Regions from separate parts of the Homo sapiens genome. Here region 1 is linked to region 2. A link is a loop called in an ENCODE intact Hi-C map of the cell type or tissue named here. Cell type or tissue: transverse colon. All regions are shown on one strand. Region 1 overlaps GOLPH3 (golgi phosphoprotein 3). Region 2 overlaps LOC124900954 (a long non-coding RNA gene).

Region 1 (4,000 bases), 350 kb after region 2:
ACAGTGCTTGTCCTCCTCCTGCTTTTTTTTTTTTTTTAAGATGGAGTCTTGCTTTTATCACTCGGGCTGAAGTGCAATGGCACCGTCTTGGCCCACTGCAACTCCGCCTCCTGGGTTCAAGTGATTCTCCTGCCTCAGCCTCCCAAGTAGCTAGGATTACAGGCGCCTGCCACCATGCCCAGCTAATTTTTGTATTTTTAGTAGAGATGGGGTTTCACCATGTTGGCCAGGCTGGTCTCGAACTCTTGACCTCAAGTGATCCGCCCACCTCGCCTTCCCAAAGGTCTGGGCATGAGCCACTGTGCCCGGCCATGCTGCTGCTTTTTAGTAAGTGTCCTGACAAGTGCCAAAAGTGGAAACCTGGCTTCATTTTGAAATTGATGTTTTTGGCTTCAGGTTTCTCTTATCAAAGCTGGGAAGACTGCAACCTGTTTTAATAGCATTGTACAGTATTACAATGTAATCTAGTACATTTTGAGGTTTTTGACTTAGGTATTACAAATATATTTAGAACATAGGCTATTTCTCTTCCCGTTTGGTAAACCTCTCATCTGCAAAAACACAACTAATATTAAAGTACAGTGTATTGCCAACAAGGATGTTTCTGGTCACTTTTAAGAATAACATTTTAAACAACAACAAAAAAATTTACTTATTTTTAAACTTAATGCATTGTATTTGATTTACATATTCCTTTAATGGAGAAGTTCTTAAATTGGAGTGAACAGAGCTGAGAAACTTTGTGAATTCTCTGCAGTTGTGTGTTTTCTTGGGGAAAGAGGACAGAACTTTCATTAGATACTCAAAGCATTTAGTGAATCAGGAAGGTTAAAAATTACCAAACAGGAACTGTTTGTTTTAGCTTAAGGTTTTCGTCTTTTCTTTTTCCTTCCTGAAAATTAACTACAGAAAATTCCAGGTTTCCAGGGTTGTAGCGAGTTGAATTTTAAGTGATTTGAGATACGAAGTCCACATTTCTGTGGCCTGTCTAGAGGTTCTCATCTTGCTAAATGACATTTAGAAGCAGCATAACTGCTTCTAATCTAGGATTACCACACATCTAGGATTCTAACAGTTTTCATCCATTCATCAAATGTTTACTGAGCACATGCTCTGTGAGAGGCCCTTTACTAAGTACAAATTCACTGAAGAACATGTCTGTCTTCAAGTTCATTCATTTTAGTTCTGTGTGTCAAAGCTCATATAGTAAACTACAAAACTAAATTATGTTGCTGTTCTAGAATTTTTTTTTTTTCTCTTCTGAGACAGAGTCTTGCTCTGTTACCCAGGCTGGAGTGCAGTGGTGCAATCTATGCTCACTTCAACCTCTGCCTCCTGGGTTCAAGCGATTCTCCTGCCTCAACCTTCTGAGTAGCTGGGATTACAGGCACTCACCACCACACAGGGGTACTTTTTGTATTTTTAGTAGAGACAAGGTTTCGCCATGTTGGCCAGGCTGGTCTCAAACTCATGACCTCATGTGATCCACCCACGTTGGCCTCCCAAAGTGCTGGGATTACAGACATGAGCCACCCTGCCTGGCCTGTTCTATAATTTTTTGATGTCATATATTTCAGGCTGGCATTTGGCAGTCACTCAGTACAATGACATTACTCACATTAAGAATACATAATTTACCTAACCCTGGCAGGTGTGGTGGCTCATGCCTATAATCCCAGCACTTTGGGAGGCTGAGGCAAGGGGATTACCTGAGGCAGGGAGTTAGCGACCAGCCTGGCCAACATGGTGAAACTCCATCTCTACTAAAAATACAAAAATTAGCCAGGCAGGGTGGTATGCACCTGAAATCCCAGCTACTCGGGAGGCTGAGGCAGGAGAATCACATGAACCCAGGAGGTGGAGGTTACAGTGAGCTAAGATCATGCCACTGCACTCCAGCCTGGGCAACAGAGCAAGACTATCTCAAAAAAAAAAAAAAAAAAAGAATACATAATTTACCTTATTAAGTAAGCTAATATTATTTATTAAAGTAAATTTACTTATTAAATAAATTTACTTAATACATTTACTGTATTAATTAAGTAGATTACTGGCTTTATTAAGTAAATTATGTATTCCCAGTGTGGTAATGTCATTGCCAAGGGAGTGAAACTTGGTTCTGGGCGTGGTAGTGAAAGAATCGTACTCTTGGCCGGGCGCGGTAGCTCACCCCTGTAATCCCAACACTTTGGGAGTTGAGGCGGGTGGATCACGAGGTCAGGAGATGGAGACCATCCTGGCTAACATGGTGAAAGCCTGTCTGTACTAAAAAAATACAAAGAAATTAGCTTGGCGTGCTGGCGGGCTCCTGTAGTCCCAGCTACTCGGGAGGCTGAGGCAGGAGAATGGCGTGAACCCGGGAGGCGGAGCTTGCAGTGAGCCCATATCGCGCCACTGCACTCCAGCCTGGGCAACAGAGTGAGACTCCGTCTCAAAAAAAAAAAAAGAATCTTACTCCTCTTATGTATAAAAAGGCACACTTACAGTGTACAAACAAATATGTATATTCCATCATATTAAAATTTCATGGGGGAGAAGATAATGAGGAAAAAATCTGGAAGTACTTCTTAAGGGAACAGTGATGAAATAAAGGGTGAGAAACATTGAAATAAGTCACTATGGAAAATTATAAGCTTGTGCTTAGTTGAGGTTTAGAAATCTTTTTCTCTGATAGGAATTTTTATTGCAATAGAATTTGGCTTGTAGTTCAGTAGGAAGAGGAACAATTTTAGCATACTGAACTGCGTGTAGGAACTTATGAGTTAAAGTTTTAAGGTAAAAGTTATTTTTATTGATAATATATAGGCAAACTTTGTATTCCACCACTACCTTCTGGGACAGATTAGAAATTAAGAAACTGTATGTAAAAGTTGCTAATGGTTATTTTTACTCTGGTTTCATTTTCTAGTTCCAGTTTCTTAAATGGAAATGCTAAACAGTTTATACCGTATTAACAAAATAACCTCAGAAATAACACTTAAGAACTTAAATTTCAGTTCAGTCACTGAATGGAGTATACCATTTAATTTTTGTCTATACCATGTTGTGTAGCTAAAGTGAAATTAGAGGTTATTTAGTATTTATATGTTCCGTTTAATCCAAGTATTGAACAGCTTCTCTGTGCCATTCATTCCCTTTGCCAGATGCTGGGGTTACAAAGAAAAAAAATATATATATATATGTATATATTTTTGAGACCAAGTCATGCTCTGTCGCCAGACTGGAGTGCAGTGGCATGATCTTGGCTCATGCAACCTCCTCCTCCTGGGTTCAAGCAATCCTTGTGTCTCAGCCTCCCAAGTAGCTGGGATTACAGGCACATGCCACCATGCCCAGCTAATTTTTGTACTTTTAGTAAAGACGGGGTTTCACCATGTTGGCCAAGCTGGTCTTGAACTCCTGGCCTCCCAAAGTGCTGGGATCACAGATGTGAGCCGCTGTGCCCCCGGCCACAAAGAAAAATTTTTTGCTTTTAAGGAGCATTCAGTCTGCATAGAAGACAGATTTGCGAATGATTTCAATAAAGTGAATTATTAACTTTATCCTGCCTGCCTCTTCTGAGTTACTAACTTTTATGGGAGTATGTGTTAGGTGCAGTAAGGATGTACATAGGGAGGATGCTTTGGATCAGGACCTGCAAGACTGCTGTGTTCTTGACACCTAGCCTTGCCCTTGAGTAGTTGAAAGAATTAGAATAAATATTTTGAATTTTAGAACCTTAGTTTTCTCCTGGGCAAAATGGGCCTACTTTTTTATTTTTTATTTTTGAGACGGAGTCTCGCTCTGTCACCCAGGCTGGAGTGCAGTGGTGCAATCTTGGCTCACTGCAAGCTCTGCCTCCCGGGTTCACGCCATTCTCCTGCCTCAGCCTCCCGAGTAGCTGGGACTACAGGCGCCTGCCACCACACCCGGCTAATTTTTTGTATTTTTGGTAGAGACGGGGTTTCACTGTGTTAGCCAGTATAATCTTGATCTCCTGACCTCGTGATCCGCCCGCCTC
Region 2 (4,000 bases):
ACCATAACCAATTCCTCTCAGCCATACTCCTTCCCTCTCTCATGGCCCACGGGAACCTTCGGCTCTCCTTTACCACTTGGGAGTCGCAGGAAACTTAAGGGATAATTCCTGACTGTCTCCAACTAGTCTCATGATGCCACCATCTCTTCTGTTCTCCTCATGTGGTCGTGGGTCACATCTGCCAGTCTGCCACCTTCTTAAAATTCTAGATGATCTTTGACAAACCTGAGAAAAACAAGCAATGGGGAAAGGATTCCCTATTTAATAAATGGTGCTGGGAAAACTGGCTAGCCATATGTAGAAAGCTGAAACTGGATCCCTTCCTTATACCTTATACAAAAATCAATTCAAGATGGATTAAAGACTTAAACGTTGGACCTAAAACCATAAAAACCCTAGAAGAAAACCTAGGCATTACCATTCAGGACATAGGCATGGGCAAGGACTTCATGTCTAAAACACCAAAAGCAATGGCAACAAAAGCCAAAATTGACAAATGGGATCTCATTAAACTAAAGAGCTTCTGCACAGCAAAAGAAACTACCATCAGAGTGAACAGGCAACCTACAAAATGGGAGAAAATTTTCGCAACCTACTCATCTGACAAAGGGCTAATATCCAGAATCTACAATGAACTCCAACAAATTTACAAGAAAAAAACAAACAACCCCATCAAAAAGTGGGCAAAGGACATGAACAGACACTTCTCAAAAGAAGACATTTATGCAGCCAAAAAACACATGAAAAAATGCTCACCATCACTGGCCATCAGAGAAATGCAAATCAAAACCACGATGAGATACCATCTCACACCAGTTAGAATGGCGATCATTAAAAAGTCAGGAAACAACAGGTGCTGGAGAGGATGTGGAGAAATAGGAACACTTTTACACTGTTGGTGGGACTGTAAACTAGTTCAACCATTGTGGAAGTCAGTGTGGCGATTCCTCAGGGATCTAAAACTAGAAATACCATTTGACCCAGCCATCCCATTACTGAGTATATACCCAAAGGACTATAAATCATGCTGCTATAAAGACACATGCACACGTATGTTTATTGTGGCATTATTCACAATAGCAAAGACTTGGAACCAACCCAAATGTCCAGCAATGATAGACTGGATTAAGAAAATGTGGCACATATACACCATGGAATACTATGCAGCCATAAAAAATGATGAGTTCATGTCCTTTGTAGGGACATGGATGAAATTGGAAATCATCATTCTCAGTAAACTATCGCAAGAACAAAGAACCAAACACCGCATATTCTCACTCATAGGTGGGAATTGAACAATGAGAACACATGGACACAGGAAGGGGAACATCACACTCTGGGGACTGTTGTGGGGTGGGGGTAGGGGGGAGGGATAGCATTGGGAGATACACCTAATGCTAGATGACGAGTTAGTGGGTGCAGCTCACCAGCATGGCACATGTATACATATGTAACTAACCTGCACATTGTGCACATGTACCCTAAAACTTAAAGTATAATAATAATAAATAAATAAATAAATAAATTCTAGATGAGACGCAAAGCAGAAGCTCATGTTGCTCTTAGATCTGCGGACATAAAGAGGGGTTCTTATCACCCAGGCCCATTGACAATGAGAGTTGGGGGCGTACTGTATGGCCCTTATACTCTTCCTAACTCTTCAACTGCTTTATTCTTCTTGACTTGAAGGATTTTTCCTAGTTGGGGAGAGAAAGACTCAGGAAAAAAGGATTCCTGCCATTTGCAAATCCTTTCAAGTTTTCCATCTTAGGTTAAACTCTCAGCTCTACAATTGGAAGCTGAGTCTACTCTGTCCATTTCTGGCTTTCTCCTGAGACCCATGGTATACCCGTGTTCCCTGGTCTGAACAGGGTGGTCAAAGGAGAAAAAAAAACACCACTTTATTATTCAAGAATGTACATACACACATGTGTGTGTATATGTGTGATATTTATATTTATACATCAACTTATTGAAGAAGTAGACACTTAGAAGGAAACACTCTATCTGGTCACTAGACCACCACTAATAATTACGTGTTCTCTCCTCCATTATCCAATTTCCTGTCCCCCTGAATGCTGGCCAGCACCTCAAATAGATGGCAATTTTTCTGCCCAACTTTGCATTTCTAAATGATCTCAGCTTTGGTGCACCTGCCAATGAAAGGTTGAAATAAGCTTCCACTGACCACAACTGCTGGGCATGGACATAAATAATAAAACAAGGAGCAATTCCTGATGAATTGCTGGTTTCTTGTGTACACCCCTACTCCCATCGTGTGGCAGCAACCTCATTTCCCTTTTCACAGTGTCATTCACCCCAGCCGACACCATTACCCTTTTTTGCCTGCTTATGGCTAGGATAGAAACCATTATTGTGTCCCCTATGGGAAGTATTCCTCCCTTAGAGAGTAAGACCACTAGCTGAGCATGGTGGCTCACCCCTGTAATCCCAGCATTTTGAGAGGCCAAGGTGAAGGATCGCTTGAGCCTAGGAGTTGGAGAGCAGCCTGGGCAATGTAGTGAGACCACATCTCTATTTTTTAACAAGAGTTTTTAAAAATTAAAAATAAATAAATAGGCTAGGTGTGGTGGCGCATGCCTGTAATCCCAGCTACTCAGGAGGCTGAAGCAGGAGAATCACTTGAACCTGGGAGGCGGAGATTCCAGTGAGCTGAGATTGCACCACTGCACTCCAGCTCGGGTGACAGAAAGAGGCTCCGTCTCAAAAAATAAAATAAAATAAAAGTAAAGTAAATAAATAAATAAATAAGAGAGCAAAATAAACAAGACAGCAAAGCCCAGAGTTGCATACATGGGAAGCAAACATTTTATAATTTAGTAATTAGGTAAAACTTTGAAAGGCACCACCGCCAAATCCTGTACCTGTATTTCCTTCTAGGTATCAGATGCTTCAAGTTCCTAAGTACATGATAAAACTAGTTAACTGTTAGCATGATATCTCATTGTCTTTTACTTTCCTTGTGAAGTGAGTTCCTTAACTGAGGACTTATCTCCCTCAAACATTTGGACCATCGTTGTATCTCCTGGGTCATACAGCAGGTACCAATTGGTACCTCCTCTTCTTCTGCAGTCTGGATGAGCTAGAGAGGCTTCTCTTGTTCTGTACCCAAATAAGGCTGGCATATCTGAGTTCACCAGGTCAATGGGTTGAAGCAAGGCAACCAAATGTGTTCTCTGTTACCTCTAATATGCAAGGAGCCCTATCAATTGGAGAGGATTATCTATCGATATTTCAGTCCACTCCACTAGGTCCTCTCCTAAAGTTTATTTTTCTTCCTGTTTTTAGAGACAGGGTCTTGTTCTGTCACCCAGCCTGGAGTGCAATGGTGCAATCACTGCTCACTGTAACCTTGAATTCTCCAGATCTAGTGACTCTCCCACCTCAGCCTCCTAAGTAGCTAGAAGTACAGGTGTGCACCACCACATCCAGCCAATATTTAAATTTTTTGTGGAGACAGGGTCTCATTATGTTGCCCAGGCTAGTCTCAAATTCCTAGTTTCAAGTGACTCTCCCACCTTGGCCTCCCCAAACACTGGGATTACAGGCATGAGCCATGGCGTCCAACCCTCCCCCAGAAGATTAACTGAGGTAGCAAGTCCTTGTATTTTCATAGGATTTATTTCTCACCTGCTAGCACATATGGGTCTAAGATATCTAGATCAACATCTGTGATACCGGTTACTTCTTATTTCCCAGGCCTTATATGTGTGCTATATTCAATGTAGACCAGCCTTGTGTCTTGTGGGTTGGTGAGATGGTCAAGATCCCTACCGGACGGACTCAATATATCCCTGAGGCAGCATGGTAAAAGTATATATTTCTACTAGGTGAAAGCTAACTATTTCTGGAATACCCTTTATCAGAATGGGTAAGAAAATACACTTGCTAGATCAGTTGCTGGTGCCAGGGCCTGTGTTAATATGCTCCAAACGGGAGACTATGTCTTGGCCTGTCACTGTGGGAGGAGTTATCAACT

What was found. Hi-C counts contacts between places; a loop is a spot of excess contacts. Peaks named below come from ENCODE experiments on the same cell type or tissue, not always from the same donor. Only the 100,000 strongest peaks of a DNase experiment are listed, where the experiment ranks them.
Region 1: it touches region 2 in a loop (5-fold over the local background); 1 of 110 quality-filtered maps calls a loop at or near these places.

What each region holds. Positions count from the first base shown.
Region 1 is chr5:32,162,845-32,166,844 of GRCh38, reverse strand. All of the region lies in intron 1 of GOLPH3 (golgi phosphoprotein 3), which reads left to right. Among named protein-coding and RNA genes, the nearest start is that of GOLPH3, 9.5 kb to the left of the region's middle. In transverse colon, no CTCF peak of the experiment used is centred here; a DNase peak (open chromatin) is centred at 2,199; H3K27ac peaks cover 3,697 bases.
Region 2 is chr5:32,513,303-32,517,302 of GRCh38, reverse strand. LOC124900954 (a long non-coding RNA gene) reads right to left here. Exons shown (of 5, transcript XR_007058719.1): 2 at 74-225. Among named protein-coding and RNA genes, the nearest start is that of SUB1, 70 kb to the left of the region's middle. In transverse colon, no CTCF peak of the experiment used is centred here; no DNase peak of the experiment used is centred here.